Linked DNA regions of Homo sapiens: region 2 is linked to region 1. A link is an interaction called in ENCODE POLR2A ChIA-PET data of the cell type or tissue named here. Cell type or tissue: Panc1. All regions are shown on one strand. Links, peaks and the distances in the headings refer to the core of each region. The heading gives the core; the rest is flanking DNA. Region 1 holds the start of IL11RA (interleukin 11 receptor subunit alpha). Region 2 has its middle 15 kb from the start of ENHO.

Region 1 (8,000 bases), core at 1-8,000:
GTGGTAGAGGTGGTGAGAAGACATCAGATCCTGGGCACATTCTTTTCTTCTGCTTCCCTTGCCTATTTGCTGACCACACTCCGGCTCCTATGTCACCTTGATGACTTCCTATCCATTCTGTCTTCCTAGGAACGTCTGGTCCTAACCAGTGAGCACTGGTTAGTACTGGTCCCCTTCTGGGCAACATGGCCCTACCAGACACTGCTGCTGCCCCGTCGGCATGTGCGGCGGCTACCTGAGCTGACCCCTGCTGAGCGTGATGGTCAGTCTCCCAAGTAGGATCCTGGGGCTAGGCACTGGATGGAGGTTGCTCCCAGTAGGGTCAGCATCTGGACCCCAGGCTGAGAGTCAGGCTCTGATTCCAGATCTAGCCTCCATCATGAAGAAGCTCTTGACCAAGTATGACAACCTCTTTGAGACGTCCTTTCCCTACTCCATGGGCTGGCATGGTGAGGCTTTTCAAGTACCTATATTTAGCCCCAACACCATTTCTGGGCTCCTGGGGCTCAGCCTAGTGAACTGCAACCTCAAAGGAGCAAGCCTTGAAACAGTTGCTGGGGGAAGTGGCCAGAGTAGAGATGCTGGGACTGAGGGTGGAGCAGCAAACTTGGTGAAACTACATCTCCAATGTGCTTTCTAATCTCCTGCCAGCTCTTCTCAAGCAGGGGATCCTGGGAGATGTAGTTTTCAGATACCTGGTTGGGTTTGGGAGTAGGTGCTAACCTGGATAACTGTAAAAGGGCTCTCTCTCCCCACTGTCTCTCTTCTTTCTGTCAGGGGCTCCCACAGGATCAGAGGCTGGGGCCAACTGGAACCATTGGCAGCTGCACGCTCATTACTACCCTCCGCTCCTGCGCTCTGCCACTGTCCGGAAATTCATGGTTGGCTACGAAATGCTTGCTCAGGCTCAGAGGGACCTCACCCCTGAGCAGGTCAGGACTCAGAACAGTCTGGCGTCTCCAGACTCTCACATGCAGTATGTGCAGGCACCTGATACTTCTGTTGCCCTTGTGCTCCAGTCATTGCACAAGGCAGAAAACAGCTCTGGCAGGAAGGGACTGCCAAAGTTAGGAGCCCTAGGGCCTGGAAGGAGAGTATGGTCCTCAGATCCCCCTTCTCTCCTGCTTCCTCCAGGGAACCCAACAGTCATGACCCTGATAGTTTCCCATAACAACCTGGGCATTCCTTGGGACTCAGGAGCTGCTAAACTCTTTCATCCCCTGGTGGCTTCAGCAGTCCTTATCACCAGCCTCACAATCCCACAGGCCCACCCCCAGTGGGCCTGTGGCATTCATATTTCATATTCATATTTCAAACCACAATATCCAGCAAAATGTCTCCTGAGCACCCAGAACTCCATACCATCGGCCGGGTGTGGTGGCTCATGCCTTAATCCCAGCACTTTGGGAGGTCAAGATGGGAGGATTGCTTGAGCCCAGAAGTTCGAGACTAGCCTGGGAAACATAGGAAGCCCTCGTCTCTACAAAAAAAATTTAAAAAGTTAGCCAGGTATGGTGGCATATACTTGTGGTCCCAGATACTTGGGAGGCTGAGATAGGATCACTTGGGCCCAGGAGTTTGAGGCTGCAGTGAGCCATCATCATGGCATCATTGCATTCCAGCCTGGGCAACAGAGCAAGACCTCGTCTCAAAAAAAAAAAAAAAATGAAGTCCATGCCACCATTCTTGGCAGCCCAGCCCTTATCCTCCTTAATTGCTCCCTGTCCCTTTTCCAGGCTGCAGAGAGACTAAGGGCACTTCCTGAGGTTCATTACCACCTGGGGCAGAAGGACAGGGAGACAGCAACCATCGCCTGACCACGCCGACCACAGGGCCTTGAATCCTTTTTTGTTTTCAACAGTCTTGCTGAATTAAGCAGAAAGGGCCTTGAATCCTGGCCTGGAATTTGGGCAGATATAGCATTAATAAAACTGTGCATCTCAAACTTTTATCACATACTCTAATATCAGAGGAGTGTGAACCTTCAGAGATCTAGGGTTAAAAGCTAAAGGCATAGCTCCAGCTACAACTTTTCTTTGTCTACAGATGTGTAAAATCTTGATGCAAAAATCTACCCCAAATTTCTGAACAAAATTAATATTCAGTATTATATCTAGCCTATAGATTCTCTTACTCTTGGTGTAATGACAGCATTCCCAGTTTAGGAAACTGTTTTAAAATCTTGTGTCTTGGTTGTGGCTGAGGCTTTGGGAAGGCCAGAGCCCCCTTTGCCACCACCCCTAGGGTGTCAGCTCCAAGCCTGGGCCTGAGGGTTTGATGGGGAGCGGGTGAGCTGGATCCTGATCCCAGTGGTCAGTGGCCAGATCCTGGGCTGCTGGCCAGAACCCTGGCTTTGTGAGTGGCTGCAGCTTGGCTCTGCTCCAGCCCACAGGGGCTAAAGGGGCGGGTAGGGAGTGTGTAGGGAGCGTGTACGTGGCTTTGTGTCCTTGGCTCCTCCAGACTCTCACATGTGCGGGCACCATATACTTCTGCTGCCCTTGTGCCCCAATCATTGCACAAACAGAAACAGCTCTGACAGAGAAGGGACTGCTAGAGTTAGGAACCCTAGGGCCTGGAAGGAAGGTATGGCTCTCAGAGTGACCTGGGGTCTATTCAGTCCCCTCTGGACCTGTTTCCCTGGCAACGCTGTGGGAACAACAGTCTATGCAACACAGGAGACCTGATGCCACTGGTGTCCTCCAAATTTTAAGGCGAAGGCAGGCATTGTGAATGATGCAGGGATGGCCAGAATGGTTTTTGCCTTCGTTCTTTCCCCAGGGGAACCAAGCCTGTGGGTGGGGAAATCACACTAAGGCTGGACAGTGACTGAATCTGGCCCAGGAGAAACTTGGCTGCCTGCCTTCCAGACCAGGGTTTTTCTTCCCTGAGATCCTGGAGGGGAAGTACCTGGAACTTGGGAGTGTTGCCCTGGTCTGGAAGATCTGATAGACATAGTATGCACACATTTCCCTCGAGCTTCCCATGACTGGGGAGTAGATGAGAACCCTGAGTGGGTGGCTGGTTTCTTGAGGCATACATATACCCGACACACCTTACACCTCTGATTTGGCTGCATTTTGGAATCATCTGGGAAGTTTTAAACAATACTGGTGCCTAGGTCCAACCTCCAGAGACTCTGATTTAATTGGTATGGGGTGGGGTTTTGCAGTTTTCAAACCACAATATCCAGCAAAGTTTGAGAACCACTGCCCTACACAGCCCTCCTTCTTCTTTATCTTATCTGGAGTCAGGGGCACCTTCAGCTTCTCCAATCACCTGGCCAGTGGCTCTTGTTTCCAGTCCTGCTGTTCCAGGGTGGATAGGCCTTCAGGCGGAGACCCAGGAATCCAGCTCCAGACTCTGTCCCAAGCAGCCTCTTCAGTCCGGGACGGGACAGGAAGTGTCCGGCGGAGGTGGGGGTGGAGGTGATTGGCAGTTGGAGTCTCCAATGGGCCAGGAGCCCCCCTATTTCACTCCTCTCCTTCCATTGGCGCCTGGGCGGAGCCACCCCCGCTGCGGGGGCCCAGGGCGGGAGGGAGTAGAGGCCGGGGCAGAGGGCGAGGGCGAGGGCAGAGGGCGCTGGCGGCAGCGGCCGCGGAAGGTGAGGCCTGGTGTAGACGCCAAAGTCTTGTCAGGAGTGGGCGGGGCAGGGTGATGTATGATCTGAAAGGCCGGGAGTGACTAACGACTGTCAGTGTGTATGTGCCTGTGAGGCTGTGTCTGTGTGACAGTATCATTGTGTGCGATTCTGAGTGTCACTTGGTGCAGCTGTCAGCTAATGTGACTGCGTGTGTCAGTGTGCATGGAGCTGGAGGTGCATGTGGCTGTGCAAGTGTGGGATTATGTGTGTATCTGTCAATGCACATTTTTGGTGGGACTGGGTTGTGTGTTTGTGTGAGAGGGACTGTGACCACATGAGGGAATGTGTTTTGGGAAGGTCTCTGTGGGGTTTGAGACCATGTCTGCCAGCGTGAGAGTGGGTGGCTGGCTTTGTGTGTGCCAATGTGTGACTTCAGCAGTAGCAGAGCAAAAGTGAGGTTTGTGACTATGTGTGTGTCCTGGGTCCTAACTTAAACCGTGTGGGAGTACAGCTGTATTCATGTATTGGGGGACCTACCTCAAGAGCCCATGGGACTGACCTTTCTCTTAAGTGTCCAGCATTGACAGACACACCCACAACACACGTGGCTTCCCCTCCTTCCTCTGCTCAAGAATCCCCAGCATCAGGTCTACTGCTCCTTATTTTCTGTTTCCCTGCTTGGCTCAGTTTCCCTTACGTGCCGTTTTCTGTCCCTATTGCTGTCTTACTAGAGATACCTCTGTGTGTTTCTTCACAGCTTTGTTCCCCTGGTCTCTCTGTGTGGGTGCATTTCCAGTTTTGCCTTTCCTTTCTCTCTGTCTCTCTCTGTGCCCCTATGCCTGCCTTCCCTGCTGATCTTGATCTCTGGCTAGTTGGGGGCCTGTAACAGTGATGAGATGCGGGTCTGCCCCGGCTAAGAGCTCCCTGAGAGAGGGGGCTTAGACCATGATGAAGAGTTGCTTTTAGGCGGTGCTGTGAGCCCTGGTAGGGGCTGTGTGCGTGTGTGACTGCGTGAGTGTATGAATATGTGTAAGTGTGTCTGAGTCTGAGGCGGTGTGGCTGTGCCCGTGTGACTGTGAGTGACCGCATGTGAGAGTGTATGAGTCTGAGGGTAACTGTGGGTCTTGTGTATCTGGCACCAAGGGACCAAAGGCATTTCCTGGTGCTGGGGCCCAAAGAATGGAGGGGGAGGTGAGAAATGGCTGGAACTTCCAGGGGAGGGGGAACTGGACTCTTTGGCCTCTCCTTATATCCCCCAACCTGGGGCCTCCCTTCCCCTGGAAGCACAGCCAGCTGTACCCTAAGGAAACATTTGGTGAGGAGTGAAAAGAGGGGGAGTTTGTATCTGATTTTTCATTTGATTGTGTCCACGTGTGTTCAAAGGCATGCCCTTTTGTTAACTGTGCCTCTTGAGTCTGTGTGTGAATGTGACTGTGTCTGGCTGTGTGAAAACACAGGGCATCTCTCACTGACAGGGACATAAGTATTAGCCACCCTCCTTTCCCTCTTGCTGGCCTTGGCTGTGTCTGTGGCTTCCTTTCCAGACTTGGGGGAGGCCTCTTCCCTTCCCAGGGCCTTGGGTGGGAGGGAAGGAGGGAGGAGGCAGGAGCAGGGAGGGGGCCTGGCTAGGGGCGGCAGAGCTCCAGGGCTTAGAGGGGGCGGGGCAGGGAAGGGGAAGGAGGGGATGGCTCTGGGGTCCCAGAACTGAGTGGAGTAGGAGACGGGGGCTGTAGCTGGTGAGAGGAAGTCCTAGAGGCTATGGACACTCTGCTGCTGGGATCACCGAGGTAGGGTGGGGCTAAGCAGGGTAAGTGTGGCTGGGTGGCCAGGGGTGAGCCAACTGGACACACTCAGACAGACACACAGACAGGTGGAGGCCCTGCTCTGCTCTACTCCTACTCCTGAAGGGTCCGTGCTCTTCCTCTTCTGGTCTTGTTCCCAGAGCCCTTTCCCCGCCTGCCCCTTCGTTCTCCATCCACTTCACCACTGCCTTCCTCCTTCTGCTCCCCCTTGTCCAGAATCTCTCTCTCCTAGCATCCCCCACCTGCCATATAGACACACTGTTAGCTTTTTGAGTTTCCGCTGACCCCAATCCAGTCTTTCCAACACTTCCCACACTGCCCCATCACCTCCTAGTCCTGATCTCTGAGTATCTCTTGGTGCTGTGGCCCCCATGCCTGTCCCTGCAGGCTCCCAGTTCCTCTCAGCCTCTCATCCCCTTCCCTCCCCTCCCCTCCCCGCCACCCTGTCTCCATTTCCATCTGCTGGCTCCTCGCCCACCCCCAGCCTCTGGCAGCAGCCAGGGCATCTGGATCTGCTTAACTACACAGCCCCAGCCTGCACCCTAGCCCCATCCAGCTTCACAAACTGGAGACCAACGAAGTGTCAAGAGCCAGGCCCAGCTGAGTGGCCCAAGTAGCCAGACCAAGGAGCCAGGTTCAGGCGAGAAGCCTGGCAGCCAGGGCAGGGGTGGGCCTCAGGGTGGGAGTGCAGGATGGGCTCAGATCCATGATGACACCCTTCCCCCAGGGTGATAAGGTCTGCCTAGGTTAATCAGAGGCAGTGATAAGCCCTGGACCAGGTGGGGGTAAATACCAGAATTCCCAACAGCTGGACTGGAGGGGTTAATGGGAGTGGCTGAGCTGGTGCCAGTGCTTGGTGCCAGGGGTGGGCGCCAAGGGCAGTGGAGGGGGAGTTGCTGGCACAGTCTGTTGCCTCCGGCTTTTGTTCTGGGCCCTAAGCCCAGGACTGAGATGGAGGGTGTGAGGGGGTGTGTGTGTCCGTGTGTGTGTGTGTGTGTGTGTGCGCGCGCACGCACATGCAAAGCACTGGGTATACAGTGGGAAAGGGGACCTCAGGTCAGTTCCCGCAGTGATTTCTAACAGCCTTACCCCACTTGGTGCATCAATTTTTCTCCTAGGAAGCCTCAGTTTTGGAGAGGAAGAGCCAGGCTTTAGCCTCCCATCTCAGGGGTCGGGGATTTTTGACTCTACCTCTCCCCACAGATGAGCAGCAGCTGCTCAGGGCTGAGCAGGGTCCTGGTGGCCGTGGCTACAGCCCTGGTGTCTGCCTCCTCCCCCTGCCCCCAGGCCTGGGGCCCCCCAGGTGAGAAGAACCCTGCTCTACAACCTCCCAACTCTGACTTGTGACTTGCCACCCTCACTGTGGCCCCTTCCCATGCCTAACTTGTGACACCACCCCTGCTCCTGTCATCCAACCTGGGTCCTCTCTCTACCCTGTTCTCTGACCTCTGTCTCCAGATTATAACATGATGCTTTGATCCAGTGAGCCCCCCACCACCCAGGTTTTAACAGTCTGCTTCTTATCTGTCATTCTCACAAAGTGGGGAGGGGGGTAAAGGAAGAGCCTTACCTCAGAAGTGCCCTCCACAGGGGTCCAGTATGGGCAGCCAGGCAGGTCCGTGAAGCTGTGTTGTCCTGGAGTGACTGCCGGGTAAGTGCCCCACCTGCCTGTTGGTCTGACACTCATGACCCTTTCTTGACTCTGCCTAGTCCTCATGTCCCGCCCCTCCCATCCTTGCCCGCTCTGTCCGTAATCCTCACCTCTCTATCTGTCCTAACCGTCTAACTATCCTTATTCAACAGAAAATTCAACTGGTATGTTTTGAGCATCTGCCAAGTGCCAGGTCTATTCTAGGCTCTGGGATACAGCAGTGCTAATGCCAGGCAAGGTGCCTGCCTTCAAAGAGCTTACATCTTAGTGGGGAAGACAATAAGCAAAGGAGAATCTTGCCAGATAGTAATACCTGCAGGGCAGAAAAACCAAAGTGAGGGATGTCGAAGAGGACAACTGAGTGGTTACTTTTTTTTTTTTTTTTTCCGAGAGTCTCACTCTGTTGCCCAGGCTGGAGTGCAGTGGTGCAATCTGGGCTCACTGCAACCTCTGCCTCCTGGGTTCAAGCAATTCTCCTGCCTCAGCCTCCCAAGTAGCTGGGATTACAGGTATGCGCCACCAGGCCCGGCTAATTTTTTTTTGTATTTTTAGTAGAGACGGGGTTTTACCATGTTGGTCAGGCTTTGAACTCCTGACTTCAAGTAATCCACCCACCTCAGCCTCCCAAAGTGCTAGATTACAGGCGTGAGCCACCGTGCCTGGCCCGTGGTTACCTTTTAATTGGTAGTTAGGAAAGGTCTCTCTGAGGAGATGGTGTTGAAGCTGATTTCTGAAGGTCAGGAAGGAGGCAGCCATGCACACATTAAGGTATAAGCGCTCGTGACAGAGGGAGCAGCTAGTGCAAAATGTCCTGAGGTGGGAATGAGCTCAATACCCCCGAGGAATAGAAAGAAGACCAATGTAGCTGGAGTTTTCAGTGGGTGAGGGGGAGAGAGATAGGAGCTGAAGAAGGAAAGGAAGGCAAGGGCTGGCTCACAAGGGGCTTTGAAAGCCAGTAAAAGGAATT
Region 2 (15,905 bases), core at 4,072-12,071, 110 kb before region 1:
TGCAATGTGGTGCTGAGAAGAATGTATACTCTGTTGATTTGGGGTGGAGAGTTCTGTAGATGTCTATTAGGTCCGGTTGGTGCAGAGCTGAGTTCAATCCCTGGATATCCTTGTTAACTTTCTGTCTCGTTGATCTGTCTGATGTTGACAGTGGGGTGTTAAAGTCTCCCATTATTATTGTGTGGGGGAGTCTAAGTCTCTTTGTAGTCTCTAAGGACTTGCTTTATGAATCTGGGTGCTCCTGTATTGGGTGCATATATATTTAAGATAGTTAGCTCTTCTTGTTGAATTGATCCCTTTACCATTATGTAATGGCCTTGTCTCTTTTCATCTTTGTTGGTTTAAAGTCTGTTTTATCAGAGACTAGGATTGTAACCCCTGCCTTTTTTTATTTTCCATTTGCTTGGTAGATCTTCCTCCATCCCTTTATTTTGAGCCTATTTGTGTCTCTGCACATGAGATGGGTTTCCTGAATACAGCACATTGATGGGTCTTGACTCTTTATGCAATTTGCCAGTCTGTGTCTTTTAATTGGAGCATTTAGCCCATTTACATTTAAGGTTAATATTGTTATGTGTGAATTTGATCCTGTCATTATGATGTTAGCTGGTTATTTTGCTTGTTAGTTGATGCAGTTTCTTCCTAGCATTGATGGTCTTTACAATTTGGCATGTTTTTACAGTGGCTGGTACCGGTTGTTCCTTTCCATGTTTAGTGCTTCCTTTAGAAGCTCTTGTAGGGCAGGCCTGGTGGTGACAAAATCTCTCAGCATTTGCTTGTCTGTAAAGTATTTTATTTCTCCTTCACTTATGAAGCTTAGTTTGGCTGGATATGAAATTCTGGGTTGAAAATTCTTTTCTTTAAGAATGTTGAATATTGGCCCCCACTCTCTTCTGGCTTGTAGAGTTTCTGCCGAGAGATCCGCTGTTAGTCTGATGGGCTTCCCTTTGTGGGTAACCCGACCTTTCTCTCTGGCTGCCCTTAACATTTTTTCCTTCATTTCAACTTTGGTGAATCTGACAATTATGTGTCTTGGAGTTGCTCTTCTCGAGGAGTATCTTTGTGGCGTTCTCTGTATTTCCTGAATTTGAATGTTGGTTTGCCTTACTAGATTGGGGAAGTTCTCCTGGATAATATCCTGCAGAGTGTTTTCCAACTTGGTTCCATTCTCCCCGTCACGTTCATGTACACCAATCAGACGTAAATTTGGTCTTTTCACATAGTCCTATATTTCTTGGAGGCTTTGTTCATTTCTTTTTATTCTTTTTTCCCTAAACTTCTCTTCTCGCTTCATTTCATTCATTTGATCTTCCATCACTGATACCCTTTCTTCCAGTTGATCAAATCGGCTAATGAAGCTTGTGCATTTGCCATGTAGTTCTTGTGCCATGATTTTCAGCTCCATCAGGTCCTTTAAGGACTTCTCTGCATTGGTTATTCTAGTTAGCCATTCGTCTAATCTTTTTTCAAGGTTTTTAACTTCTTTGTGTTGGGTTCGAACTTCCTCCTTTAGCTCGGAGAAGTTTGATCGTCTGTAGCCTTCTTCTCTCAACTCATCAAAGTCATTTTCCATCCAGCTTTGTTCCATTGTTGGTGAGGAGCTGCATTCCTTTGGAGGAGGAGAGGTGCTCTCATTTTTAGAATTTTCAGTTTTTCTGCTCTGTTTTTTCCCCATCTTTGTGGTTTTATCTACCTTTGGTCTTTGATGATGGTGACATACAGATGGGGTTTTGATGTGGATGCCCTTTCTGTTTGTTAGTTTTCCTTCTAACAGTCAGGACCCTCAGCTGCATGTCTGTTGGAGTTTGCTGGAGGTCCACTCCAGACCCTGTTTGCCTGGGTATCAGCAGCGGAGGCTGCAGAACAGCGAATATTGCTGAACAGCGATTATTGGTGAACAGCAAGTGTTGCTGCCTGATCGTTCCTCTGGAAGTTTCGTCTCAGAGGGGTACCCGGCCGTATGAGGTGTCAGTCTGCCCCTACTGATGGGTGCCTCCCAGTTAGGCTACTTGGGGGTCAGGGACCCACTTGAGGAGGCAGTCTATCTGTTCTCAGATCTCAAGCTCTGTGCTGGGAGAACCACTACTCTCTTCAAAGCTGTCAGACAGGGACATTTAAGTCTGCAGAGGTTTCTGCTGCCTTTTGTTCGGCTATGCCCTGCCCCCAGAGGTGGAGTCTACAGAGGCAGGCAGGCCTCCTTGAGCTGCGGTGGGCTCCACCCAGTTCAAGCTTCCCTTCCTGGAAGCTTTGTTTACCTACTCAAGCCTCAGCAATGGCGGGCGCCCCTCCCCCAGCCTGGCTGCTGCATTGCAGTTTGATCTCAGACTGCTGTGCTAGCAATGAGTGAGGCTCTGTGGGCATAGGACCCTCTGAGCCAGGCACGGGATATAATCTCCTGGTGTGCCGTTTGCTAAGACCGTCTGAAAAGCGCAGTATTAGGGTGGGAGTGACCCGATTTTCCAGGTGCCGTTTGTCCCCTCTTCCCTTGGCTAGGAAAGGGAATTCCCTGACCCCTTGCACTTCCCGGGTGAGACGATGCCTTGCCCTGCTTTGGCTCACGCTCGGTGCGCTGCACCCACTGTCCTGCACCCACTGTCCGAAAATCCCCAGTGAGAGGAACCCAGTACCTTAGTTGGAAATGCAGAGATCATGCGTCTTCTGCATCGCTCACACTGGGAGCTGTAGACTGGAGCTGTTCCTATTCGGCCATCTTCCTTTTTTCTTTTATTTATTTATTTATTTTTGAGACAGAGTCTCACTCTGTCTCCCAGGCTGGAGTGCAGTGGCACAATCTCAGCTCATCACAACCTCTGCCTCCTGTGTTTAAGTGATTCTCCTGCCTCAGCCTCCTGAGTAGCTGGGACTACAGGCGTGCACCACCACGCCTGGCTAGTTTTTGTATTTTTTAGTAGAGACAGGGTTTCACCATGCCGGCGAGGCTGGTTTCGAACTCCTGATCCGCCTGCTTCGGCTTCCACAGTGCTGCTATTACAGGCAGGAGCCACTACACCCAGCCCTCTTTTTTCATAGTCGTTTATAAAATAACTTGCCTCTTATAATCAATGGAATCTGAGATTGTTAAGTATAGTAATTTTATCAGTCAGGGTTCTTTTTCACAAATAATAGAATCCATTCTGGATAAAGCAGAAAAAGGATTTGTTAGAAAAGATTATTTAGCTCAAAACTGTTAGGAGGGCTGGGGAAATGGACTTGAGGCTAAGATCCTAGAACAACACCCAAATCATACCACACACCTGATGGGGAAACCACAGCCATTTCCACTCCGAATACTAAGTACCAAGAGTTCAATTTGACTGCCAATTTTACAAGCTCTATGGCCCTTCTGTGATAGGAACTCAATATTGCAACCACTGGGAAACCACTGCTGTTGCCGCTACCACCCCCAAAAGCTGGACACTTGTGTTACTACCGGCAACAGCAGAAATCGAAGCTCTGTGTCTAACCTGCTTCCTACCTATATCAATCAGGATTGGCTAGGTAACACAGTAGTTACAAACAACCTTCAAATCTTACTGACTTAAAACAAGAAAAAATGTATTGCTTCTTCATGCTATAGTTCCAGCATGGGGCAGGGTGGGAGGTGGGGTGGAGAAGTCTGGCTCACTGCGGCCACTCAAGCATCCAGGCTGCTGGAGGCTCCACCATCTTGTGATGATGCTGCCTTCTTGACCTTCCTGACATGAGCTTTCAGGGTTTGCTGTGGCAGGAGAAAAAAGTGAGGAGAAGCATACACTGGCTTCTGCTCACATTGCCTTGATCAAAAGAAACCTCACAGCCATACCTGACATCAAGGGACAGGAGAAGTACAGTCTTTCTGGTACTCAGAAGGAGAGGAGACCCAGAAATATTGGTGAAGTTTAGTGTTTCCCTCACTCATTTTTCTCACTTCCAAATGGAAGTCTCATGTGGGTGAAGTATCATCCCTGTAAACAATTGTATGTGGTGAATTTCAATTCTGACTTACTATACTGAGTAGGCTGGATTTTGAAATGGGAATTTTCCCATATTAAAAAAACTGTATGAAAGGTGAAGGACATCCATGAATACATTTCTACTACCATAATCAATACCAGAATTTTACAGAATCATGCTTCTAGAATCTCTAGGTTTACCAAGATGATTCACGGCCTGAGCACACTTTTGGAGCAATTTCTCTTTTTTAGCTCTATGTCTGGGTCTTTTTCAGTCCATCTGACTATGGCTTGTGGCTTCATAGGAAATCGTAGGCTGGACTAGAAGGGCTGGGATCCTTTCTTCTTCCACCTGCCCTGGAATGATGCCCTTGCTTCGCCCCATTCCAGTCAATGCACTTTACAATGGGAGGCACCATCACATTTGCCTGGCAAGGTGGGGAGAAGAAGGGCTTTCCAATGCCGAATCTTCCAGTGTAAGTCATGATTGCTAGGCTCTCACAGTTTCCTAATCAGGGTATTAACATTAGAGAGCAGCAAATAACCCAGCTCCTGAAATTCAGCAAGGCACATAATTATCTTACTCCTAGTAATCTGAGGTCAAGGCTGAAACAAATTTCCTTACCCAAGTAAAATGCTTACTCTCTTGCCCCCTAACTGTGCACAGACCACCCATTTTGAATAACTCATTTTTGTTGTCTTGACTTTTTATCACCATATTTTCTCTTTGTTTTTTGTTTTGTTTTGTTTTGTTTTTGAGACAGTCTCACTTTGTCACCCAAGCTGGAGTGCAGTGGGGCGATCTCGGCTCGCTGCAACCTCTGCCTCCCGGGTTCAAGCAATTCTTCTGCCTCAGCCCTCCCAAGTAGCTGGGATTATAGGTGCCCGCCAACACGCCAGGCTAATTTTTAAATTTTTAGTAGAGGCAGGGTTTCAACATATTGGCCAGGCTGGTCTGGAACTCCTGACCTCAAGTCATCCACCTGTCTTGGCCTCCAAAAGTGCTGGGATTACAGGCGTGAGCCACTGCACCCGGCCTATTACCATATTTTCAAGTGCTTCAGCTTCAGTCAGCATATGAGCTAAGACATAAGAGACAACAGGTGCTAGTTCAACTAATTGCTTTGCTATGACATAAAAAGGACTTCCGGGTTCCCAGGCTGGGATTAGGAGATTCTTACTGCCCCTCTACACACCTCGACTTAGTTCCTCACTTTAAGTTCTATCATTTAGAATACTTTGGTCCTGATACCTGATTTCCTAACTTGAACTAGTTTAGGCAAAGGGGGCATTTATTTTCAGAAAACTATATTGTTTCATAGAGTCCTAGTGCAAGAATATGGCTGGAACTTGGGAACAACTGGATCTGGCAATCTGAATGTCATCAGGACTCTCTACTGCTCATCTACGTGCCTTTCTGCTTGCTTCCTCTCTCTCCCTCTCTCTTTGTCTGTCCTTCTCTCTCTCCCTCTCGATCTCTCCCTCCTTCCCTCTTTTCCTTCATCCTTCAACCTCCCTCTCTAGTCTACATAATAATAAACCCAGCTCCTGACAATTATCAAACTTTGCAGCTTACAACCCAGGTACCCAAGAAGATGTTGGCTCTTTTTCAGTTCCAGCTCCAGCTTATCCTTCTAAGTTTCAGTTCCATAATTCCTCATGACTTGCTCTCATCAGCCCGGCTTTGGACAGATGCCATTCCCTGCACCAGTAATCTGTTGAGGAGGTCATAAGGCCAGGGCTTCCATGATAACCACAAGAATGGTTCCCACCAGAAGGGGATGCCTTCCAGACATCACATAAAGGAGTCCACCATGCTAACTTTTATGGATGCAGGGTAAAGATAAATCTGCAAAGTAGATAAGGAAGGATATGTCAGAGATGCAGAAGGAAAACTGGGGGAGACCATAATTTTAGGGAAGCCAAGAAAGGACAGAGGTTCGAGAAGGAAGGAAGGGGTCACTACTCCAAAATTTCAAAGACAGTTGAGGTTATTGTAGAAAAGGGACCGTGGGACTTAAGAATAAGGAGGTTCTTGATTATCCTGACAAGGAGTAGTTCCAGTGGGCAGTAGGAAATGGAAATGGGGTATGTAGTGAAAGCCAGAGTTTAGTGGTTTCCAGAGTGAGTAAGAGGTAGATATAGGCTGGGAGCCGTGGCTCATGCCTGTAATCCTAGCACTTTGGAAGGCTGAGGTTGGAGGATCACTTGAGGCCAGGAGTTTGAGACCAGCCTGGGTAACATAGCAAGAACCTGACTCTGCAAAAAATATATATATATAAAAATTAGCCAGGCGTGGTGGTGCACACCTGTAATCCCAGCTACCCAGAAAGCTGATGAGGGAGGATTGCCTGAGCCTAGGAGTTGGTGACTGCAGTGAGCCATGATCATGCCACTGAACTCCAGCCTGGGTGACAGAGTGAGACTCTGTCTAAAAAAAAAAAAAGAAAGAAAGTAGATACAACATAGACGATTCTTTCAAGAGAATTGACTGATTGACTGTGAAAATTAGAAGGAAGGAGAATAGATCAGAAAGACATAGAGTCAGAGGAAGTTTTTTTATTTTAAATAATTTCTTACATGTTTCTGACATGGAATGTTTAAATACTGGTGGGATGGAATCATGAGAAAAGATATAATTGATGATAGCTATTTTTGTTAGCTATCTCCCATCTCCCCTGGGCTGGAAGGGCCAGGAACAGGAGATAAGGCCCAGGCTAAAGGTGTGAACCATTTCAACTTTTTTCCCAAGCCACATTGGAAAGTAGGGCAAAGAGAAGAGGTGCCTGTCCTCAGCACTGGATGAGCCAGGTTGGGGACCAGGGCACACCCAGGGGCCTGGGATCGTGTGGAGAACAAATGGTCCCAAGGCTGGAGCCAGTCCTCCGCAGTGGGGGAAGGGTGGGCACAGAGCAGCTACATCCAGTGACAGGCAGACTTGCCACAGGCTCCGATTTCCCCATCTCAAAACCCTGCCTGTCGCTTCCCTGCCCACCTACTACTCAGTGTCCCTGCCTAGCCGCCACCTGTTGTCTCAGCTCCACTTTCCCACCCCCCGTCACTCCCCAGCCGCTGCCCCTGCCTTCTGCTCTCACCATCCCTGAAGCTGGCTCACCAAGGTCACTTTCACCTCCTTGTCACTTCCAGTGAATACCTTTTAGTCCTGATCTATGTTGACTACTTGGCAGCCTTGAGGCTGTTGGTCCTCTTTTGAAACTCTGTCTTCCCGTGTCCTCCATGAAGCTGTTCTCTCTGGGAACATTTATTCCTCCTCCTAAAACAACAACTCCTTTATTAAGCACCTAGTCTCTGTCGGGGTTTTACATTCATTATAGATAATCCTCACCTGGATGCAAGACGGGTCCATGAGACAGATGAGGAAACTGAGGCTCAAGGTGGTCAAGGGGTTTTTCTAAGGCCCCATGGCAGCAGGTGATAGAGCCTGGATTAGAACCGAAATTTGCTGCACTGCCTTCAACTCCAGCTTGTTGTCTCCCTTACCTCTTGGGCCCCTCCTCGGCTTCTTTGGTGGGCTGTGCTCTCAGCCCCCACCCTCTTCTCCTCACAACTCAAGTGAGCACCTCTGTGTCTGTGGCTTCCATGCCCATTTTTCTTTTTTCTTTTTCTTTCTTTTTTTTTTTTATTTGAGACGGAGTCTCGCTCTGTTGCCCAGGCTGGAGTGCAGTGGCGGGATCTGGGCTCAACCTCCACCTTGGCGGCAACCTCTGCCTCCCAGGTTCAAGCAATTCTTGTGCCTCAGCCTCCCGAGTAGCTGGGATTACAGGCGTGCACCACCACCCCTGGCTAATTTTTGTATTTTTAGTAGAGTCGGGGTTTTACCATGTTGGCCAGGCTGGTCTCAAACTCCTGATCTCAAGTTATCAGCCTGCCTCGGCCTCCCAAAGTGCTGGGACTACAGGTGTGAGCCACTGTGCCCAGCCAGTGCCCATTTTTGTGCTGACAATGCTTTCATACTAACCCAGACCTTACTCCCAAGTCCCAGACTGGTATGCGTTGTTGTTGTGGCTGCTGCTATTGTCATTAAGAACTAAGATTCATGGAGTGTTTATAACATGGCAGGTACCACGCCAGTTTCTTTATATACATTAAATCCTTACAACGGCTGGGCATGGTGGCTCACGCCTGTAATCCCAGCACTGTGGGAGGACAAGGCGAGCAGCTTGAGCCCAGGAGTTTGAGATCAGCCTGGGCAACATGGCAAAATCCCGTCTCTACAAAAAATACAAATATTAGCCAGGCGTGATGGCACACACTTGTAGTCCCAGCTACTTGGGAGGCTGAGGTGGGAGGATCCCTTGAGTCTGGGAGGCGGAGGTTGCAGTGAGCCAAGATTTCACTGCACTCCAGCCTGGCTAAGAGTGAGACCCTGTCTGAAAAATGAAATAAAATAAAAAATAAAAATCCTTACAACAACCCTATGAGGTAGTTACTATTATCAGATTTTCCACTGAAGGAAACTGAGCATTAAAGAGATTAATCAGGCTGGGCGCCATGGCTCAGGCCTGTAATGCTAGCACTTTGGGAGGCCGAGGTGGGCGGATTGCCTGAGCTCAGGAGTTTGAGACCATCCTGGGCTACATGATGAAACCTCGTCTCTACTAAAAATACAAAAAATTAGCTGGGGGTGGTGGCGCACGCCTGTAATCCCAGCTACTTGGGAAGCTGAGGCACGAGAATTACTTCAAACCAGGAAGTGGAGGTTGCCGTGAGCCAAGATTGCACCATTGCACTCCAGCCTGGGTGACAGAGCGAGAAACTGAAAAAAAAAAAAAAAAAAAAAAGAGATTAATAAACTTGTAAATTTGTCCCAAGGTCAACAGGAGCCTAGGTTTGTCTGACCCCAGAGTCATTCTCTTAACTGCTATGCTGATTCAGTGTCCTCTCCCAAGAGGTCTTACACTTGACATGTCTGCATCTGAACTCATCTGTCCATTGCTTCGTATATGACTATAGGCAAGTGAGTGAATGTCTGAGCCATAGTTGTTCCACTTGCCCAAAGCCTGTCCTCCTCCCATGCTGTTTCAATAAACAGTCCTGCTGCCTCCCAGTCAACAGGAGCTGTACAAGACTCTTCCTTTTCCCTTCCCTCCCAACCACTCACTCATCAAGACATGGCGACTGTGTGCTCTAAAAGCCCCATTCTCCCTGCCCTGGGCCTAGTCCTCTCCTGTCCGGACACAGCAAGAGCTGGCTCTCAGGCCTTTCCTATCATTCAAAGAACCTTCCTTAGGCCTGCTCATTTTCTCAGCCACCATGGGTCCCACATTCTCTTCCCGCCTAGCCCTACTCTGCACAGCCCCCAGAGCAGTCTTTCCAACACACAAAGCTCACCAGGTCTCTCCAGCTCCCTGAACCCCTGATTCTGAGCAAAAGCTCCTGAACCTCAGCCTGGCTTTCAAAGCACAGACTGTGTGGTTCCACCTCCCCTGTAGCCACAGCGCCCACCCAACCCTCTCCTGAGCTCAGGAGCACCTGCACCATTGCGGGTCTTCCTGCCCATCCTTCCTCCCGCTCTGCCCTGCATGGGCAGGGGATGTCCTCTGCCTCTCCACAGTCTCAGCCCCACTCCCCATATGTGTTTTTCTAGTGACACTGCCCAGTGGTAGGCGTGCTAAGGTGTGCAAAATCAGTAATGTCTATTTTATAAAAACTATATGGTTGTGCAGTAACGTGAATGTGTTTAATGCCATAGAACTGCACACATAATAATGGTTAAAATGGTGGCTGGGCATGGTGGCTCACACCTGTAATCCCAGCACTTTTGGAGGCCGAGGCAAGAGGATTGCTTGAGCCCAGGAGTTTGAGACCAGCCTAGGCAACACAGGGAGACCCCATCTCTACAGAAAATTTAAAAATCAGCCGGACATGGTGGTGCATGCCTGTTGGGGACCAGCCTCAACACCACCCGTAGGGTACCTGAAGTCTGGTGGCGACAAAGGATTGAGAAGAGACAAGAGTTGAAAGGTGGGGAGCCCCGGGGGCCAGCTGCAAAATGGAGGCTGCAAAAGGCTCAGTGCTCTGGTCTCCACACTGTTGAGTACGATCACTTAGATCTGAGAAGCAGATGTTCAGGGCGAAACAGTGAAAGGGAGGCTATGCGTCATAGACGTAATCTATAGTAATAGCGGTTTAAATGAATCTCCTTTGTGCTCAAACAGCATATCTTTAACTTATCAGAGAGTAGCTAGTGGGAGTGGCTTAACTAGGAGCCTGCACATCTGTTCACCTTCCAGTGTTTCAAAGGAGTGTCTTTCTCCTTGAACAGTGTTTACAAATAAGAGAGTGTGTCTTGCTCTGAGCAGGGCAACATGATGGCAATTAGGAGGCTTTCCTTCTGAGAGGCCTTTTGTGGCTTTCCACAACTTATTGTCCCATATTTTTATGGCTAGTCTATGCAGGCACCCCATAAGCCTTTTTCCCAACACATGCCTGTAGTCCCAGCTACTCAGGAGGCTGAGGTGGGAGGATTGCTTGAGTCCAGGAGGTTGAGGCTGCAGTGAGCCATGATTGCACCACTGCACTCCATCCTGGGCAACAGAGCGAGGCCCTGTCTCAAAAAAAAAAAAAGGGGGTTAAAATGGTAAAACAAAACTAAATATAAATGCCTCCCTCAGGGTTCTAGTCCCTGGAGCGAGTAGATAGGTCATGATTGGGCCCTCTCCTCACCCCATCTTCCCCAGCTTACAGAGGGCCTGGGTATTTTATGCTGTGATCCCCATGGGCTCTGCTGAGATGCCCCTGTTGGGAGATCAATGTCCAGGAGCCTCCCTTCCTAAGCCCACCCTGCTCCCACTCCTGGGGTACAATTAGGGAGTATTAGTGGGTCCCCCCTGCCCATGCAACCACAGACTCAGTCTTTTAGTGTGTGTGTCGGGGGGTCTGGATTGCTTCACCTCCTCTCCCTTCGCCTTAGCATAGTCCTCTCAAGAAGTTTAGGTTTCCAGAAGGTCAGGGTCAGGAAGATGGCTGTGGTTGACTTCAGCTTTGGGCCTGAGATCCTCCCTACAAGAGACAAGGAGAAAAAAAAAAAAAGCCTGACCAGACCTTCTGCACGAGACAGGAAAGGGAAGATTGTGACTGGAGCAAAACTCAGTTAACATCCTTGTGAGTCATCCTGGCACACCAGCTCCTGCAGCAGGCAGTCCAGCCCCTTGAGGGCAGAAATCAAAAGGTGTCCTTCCCTGCATATGCAGACACACACTGACAAACATGCATACATACAACCCACAAAGCAGAGACACATACATACAAGCAAAGATGTATGTACAGACAAGCCTACCCACAGACACAGGCCTGCACATAAAAACACATCCACACAGAAACACACATGATTACACCAACTACACACATACCACATGGCCGGGAAAACACATGAAGAGATTCACAGGCCTCCATCTCTCCCTTTCTTTCACACACACACACACACACACGCAAAGATAAGCCTACCCAGAGTCACTAGTAGGTGTCAACAAATGTGTTCTAGACCAATGACTAAAGGAAGAAGTCAGAGAAGTCAGAGATAGACACAGATCAGTTTTCTAGAGATTGGAAGAATGTGTGTATATGGAGGAGGACAGACTGGTGGGAGAGAAAGCCAGGTAAACATAGGGAAGGGAGAGATCCTAGCGCCAAGAAAGGAGGGTCTTGGGTAATTATCAGGCGCCAACCTCTCGCCCAGCCCTCCTTGATTCATCTATGCATTAACAGTTACTGAGCTGAGTCCTCTGTTGGGCCCCAGGCCTATCCTCACATATGCACAGCCGGGGAGGAAGAGAGACCTGTCCATGAGGAACTATCACACAGACTGGCATGTGCCACGTTGGGGGATGCACAGCCCAGCCCCACTCTGGGCAGCAGTGGAGGGCAGATGTCAGGGAAACGTGAGTGAAATGTTGAACATGTAGGAGTTGGCTGGATGAAGGGGATGGATGGGGAGGTCACCTTGGGCCAAGGAAACAGGTGTAAACATTCGTTTCCTTTTGCTGCTGTAACAAATTACCATAAATGTAGTGGCTTCAATACAAAAATTAGCCGGGCACCTGTAGTCCCAGCTACTTGGGAGGCTGAGTCAGGAGAATCGCTTGAACCTGGGAGGCGGAGGTTGCAGTGAGCTGAGATCGTGCCACTGCACTCCAGCCAGGGTGACAGAGAGAGACTCAGTCTCAAAAACGAAAACAGAAAAACAAAAAACTACACAGATTTATTTGCTTACAATTGACTGTTCAGAGGTCTGAAATCAGTTTTTGTGGGCTAAAGTCAATGTGTTGGCAGAGCTGGTTCCTTCTGTAGGCTCCAAGAGGAGAATGCATTTCCTTGCCTTTTCAGTATCTAATGGCTGCCTGCATTCCTTGGCTTGTGGACCAGTACTCCATCCTCAAAGCACAGCACTCCAGTCTCTGCTTCCATCATTCCACTGCTGTCTTCCCTGACTCCTCCTGCCTCCCTCTCTCCTGTTGGAATCATTGCGATTATATCACCACACCTCAGATAATCCAGGATAGTCTTCTCAAGATCCTTGACCACATCTGCAAAGTCTCTTTTGCCATATAAGGTAACATTCACAGGTTCTGGGAATTAGGATGTGGACATCTTGGGGGCCATTATTCAGCCTACCACGAGGGGAGTGGCATATTATCTCACAGTCTTTAAAATGCCCTCCAATTTTGTTATTACCAGGCTGAAGATAAGGAATTGGAGGCTCATAGAAGTTAAGTGATTTGCCTTAGACAGGCAGACAGGTAGATAAATGATAAATGTTTTCTAAAATAGACAAAAGAATACAAAGAAAAATGCAACAAAGCACTCAAAACCTCACCACCCAGAAATGATCAGTATTACGTTTTGTAACCATATACATAATACATAAAATTGAGGAGAGAGGTTAGAGAGAGAGCCAGTCAGGTAGAAAAAATATCTAAGAATGGGACTGTTCTCATAGTCCTAATGGGATATACTATAGAAACTATTTTTTTAGGCCAGGTGCAGTGGCTCACGACTGTAATCCCAGCACTTTGGGAGGCCGAGGCGGGCGGATCACGAGGTCAGGAGATCGAGACCATCCTGGCTAACACGGTGAAACCCTGTCTCTACTAAAAATACAAAAAAATTAGCCGGGCGCGATGGCGGGCACCTGTTGTCCCAGCTACTCGGGAGGATGAGGCAGGAGAATGGCATGAACCCAGGAGGCGGAGCTTGCAGTGAGCCGAGATCACGCCACTGCACTCCAGCCTGGGCGACAGAGTGAGACTCTGTCTCAAAAAAAAAAAAAAAGAAAAAGAAACTATTTTTTTAACCAAAAGTAGAAAATGTACGTTTACTTGAGTTTAATAGAGAAAAAAAGAAACTGAAGCGAAAATGGAATAGCTGAAATATTTCTTCACCTTAAAAGAGTAGTCATTCCTAAAAGACCTCTCTCAAGAGCCATTTCAATTAAGAGATTGGGCCAGGCGCAGTGGCTCACGCCTGTAATCCCAACACTTTAGGAGACCTAGGCAGCAGGATCACTTGAGCCCAGGAGTTCGAGACCAGTCTGGGCAACATGGAGAGACCCTGTCTTTACAAAAATTTAAAAATTAGCCAGGCATGGTGGCACATGCCTGTGGTCCCAGCTACTCGAAGGCTGAGGTGGAAGGATTGCTTGAGACCAGGAGGTCGAGGCTGCAGTGAGCTGTGATAGCACCATGTCACTCCAGCCAGAACAACAGAGCAAGACCCTGCCTCAAAAAAAAAAAAAAAAAAAAAAAAAGAAAAGAAAAGGAGGTTGGAGTAGGATTTTACCATTATATTCTAGTTTTATCCCTTTATTGACTTAGCTATGAACGAAGATGTGATTAGTACTTCTGCTTTCCTTGCTACCTCACCTCTCCATTCCAGACTGTGCATATAACTTTCGACTCCCCTGACATTACTAATAGCCCACTGTTGACGAGAAGCCTTATTAATAACATAAACAATTGATTTGCACATATTTTTTATGTTATATATATTATATACTGTATTCTTAAAGCTAGAGAAAAGAAAATATTAAGAAAATGATAAGGAAGAAATAATTTATTAATATTTACTATTCATTAAGTGGAAGTGGATCATCATAAAGGTCTTCATCCTCGTCTTCATGTTGAGGAGGCTGAGGAGGAGGAGGAAAAGGAGGGGTTGGTCTTGCTGCCTCAGGGGTGGCAGAGGCAGAAGAGGGAGAGGAAGGCAGGAGAGGCAGGCACTCTTGGTGTAACTTTTATTGATTTTACTTAATCTGTGAATAAGTGGACCTGCACAGTTCAAACTCGTGTTGTTCAAAGGTCAACTGTATTTACAGTGTTTTGCAACGAAAATTCCCACAGTGTCATCTTCGCTGAAATTGAATTAAGGTTAATTCCTACGTGGAATTAATGTCCCCACCAGTTCTTTACCATGAATTTCCCTTCCTCAGCTCCTGACCTTGACTAATCTCTTGGCTGAATGGATTTTGTCTTTTCTGGAAAGGTTCATGAGTACACCATCCCCCAAATTTATGATTGAGATCACCCACTCTGTTGGTTACGGTTTAGGGTGACACTTTTTCCCCTCAGAACTCTGTAGATATTGCTTCATTGTCTTCACTTGTCAAATGCTACCTTGGAGAAATCTGAGACCAGACTGAATATCCCCCCTTGTAAATAAATGACTTGCTTCTTCTGTCTAGGTGCCTTAAGTATTCTTACTTTAGCCCCAAAGTTTGGTAACTAAACCAATGTATCTTTTTTCTTTTTTAGACGGAAGGGTCTCACTATGTTGCCCAGGCTGGCCTCAAACTCCTGTGCTCAAGTGATCCTCCCGCCTAAGTCTCCCAAAGTGGTGGCATTACAGATGTGAGCCACCTCACCCAGCCAAATCAATGTGTCTTAATATCAATTACTCTGTGTCAACTTTTCTGGTATACAGTATGCCCCTTTCAATCTGAATATTCAGTTCTTTCATTTCAGGGGAAGATTTCTGTATTTTGTACCTTAATATCATTTTAAGTTCCATTTTTGGAACCCCTACTTTAGGGCTGTTAATAGTTGAGCTTATGGTAGCTTGTCTTTGTCCTATTACCTTCTCTCCAATTGCTTTAGTAGCTTTATCTTTTCCCACGACATTTACTCTTAATATCTCAAGCCTTTCCTATTACTTTGATTTTTAACCACTATTTAATGGTTAAAGCCTATTAATATCTATTATATTAATATTGATTGTTTCTCTGTTTCTAGTTTATTACATCTTTAAAAATAAGATTTCAGTCCTCTTTTACTTGCTTCTCTAATATCCCTTTCATCTAATTCATTGTTTTATCATCTTGCCTGAGTTCTTTGTTCTCCTGATTTCATGCTATTAAAAAGGCCTTCTATAAAAGGAAAGATTTGCCAGGACTCTGCTTTTATTCCTTTGGGTGTGTTTTCTTCTAGATCGGGGTCTTCATCGGTTGTTGTTTTCTTTTCATCATCTTTCTTGCTCCCTTCCTTCTTTCTCTCCCTCCTCCTTTCCTTTCTTCCATCGTCTCTCCTTCCTGCCTCCATTTTGACCGTGGTCTTGGTGTCTAAAGGCCATGCCATTTCCTTTCCTCTTACTCCTCTCTGCCATGGCCCATGTTTAGCCGACCTCTCCTTGCCCTGGTGTGCAGGCCCTGGAGCCCCTTCCCATCTTGTCTGGGCCCATTTGTCTCCCCTGGAGCCTATGGTTTGCACGCTGGCTGTTGCTTTCAAACTGTGCCCACCTCTGCCCCCGTGACGTCTATGGCCTGAGGGTGCCTGGCTAGGGCTGCCTGCTGCCCTTGATGGGGCCTAAGTGCTGTCCCTCCTCTGAGGCCCTGTTAGACATCTTGTTCCAACTGGTGGGCGGGGCATAACCCATTCCTGTAGGCACTGGTTTGTCCCCGCCAACCCCTGTCCCATCCCCTGGAAGACACCAAGCCATGGCAGCTCTCCTTGCTTCTACTGA

What was found. ChIA-PET counts read pairs that join two places held together with the same protein. Peaks named below come from ENCODE experiments on the same cell type or tissue, not always from the same donor. Only the 100,000 strongest peaks of a DNase experiment are listed, where the experiment ranks them.
Region 2: POLR2A ChIA-PET joins it to region 1 with 21 read pairs; 2 of 35 experiments call an interaction of 5 or more read pairs at or near these places.

The regions. Positions count from the first base shown.
Region 1 is chr9:34,648,633-34,656,632 of GRCh38, forward strand. GALT (galactose-1-phosphate uridylyltransferase) reads left to right here. Exons shown (of 11, transcript NM_000155.4): 8 at 130-262; 9 at 366-449; 10 at 778-932; 11 at 1,737-2,403. The coding sequence ends at 1,817. IL11RA (interleukin 11 receptor subunit alpha) reads left to right here and starts at 3,553. Exons shown (of 13, transcript NM_001142784.3): 1 at 3,553-3,601; 2 at 6,586-6,685; 3 at 6,973-7,033. The coding sequence starts at 6,586. RefSeq lists a silencer at 3,509-3,608 and an enhancer at 6,190-6,805. In Panc1, for the core only: no CTCF peak of the experiment used is centred there; a DNase peak (open chromatin) is centred at 3,579; H3K4me3 peaks cover 1,618 bases; H3K27ac peaks cover 2,611 bases.
Region 2 is chr9:34,529,989-34,545,893 of GRCh38, forward strand. No RefSeq gene overlaps it. Among named protein-coding and RNA genes, the nearest start is that of ENHO, 15 kb to the left of the region's middle. In Panc1, for the core only: no CTCF peak of the experiment used is centred there; no DNase peak of the experiment used is centred there; H3K27me3 peaks cover 894 bases.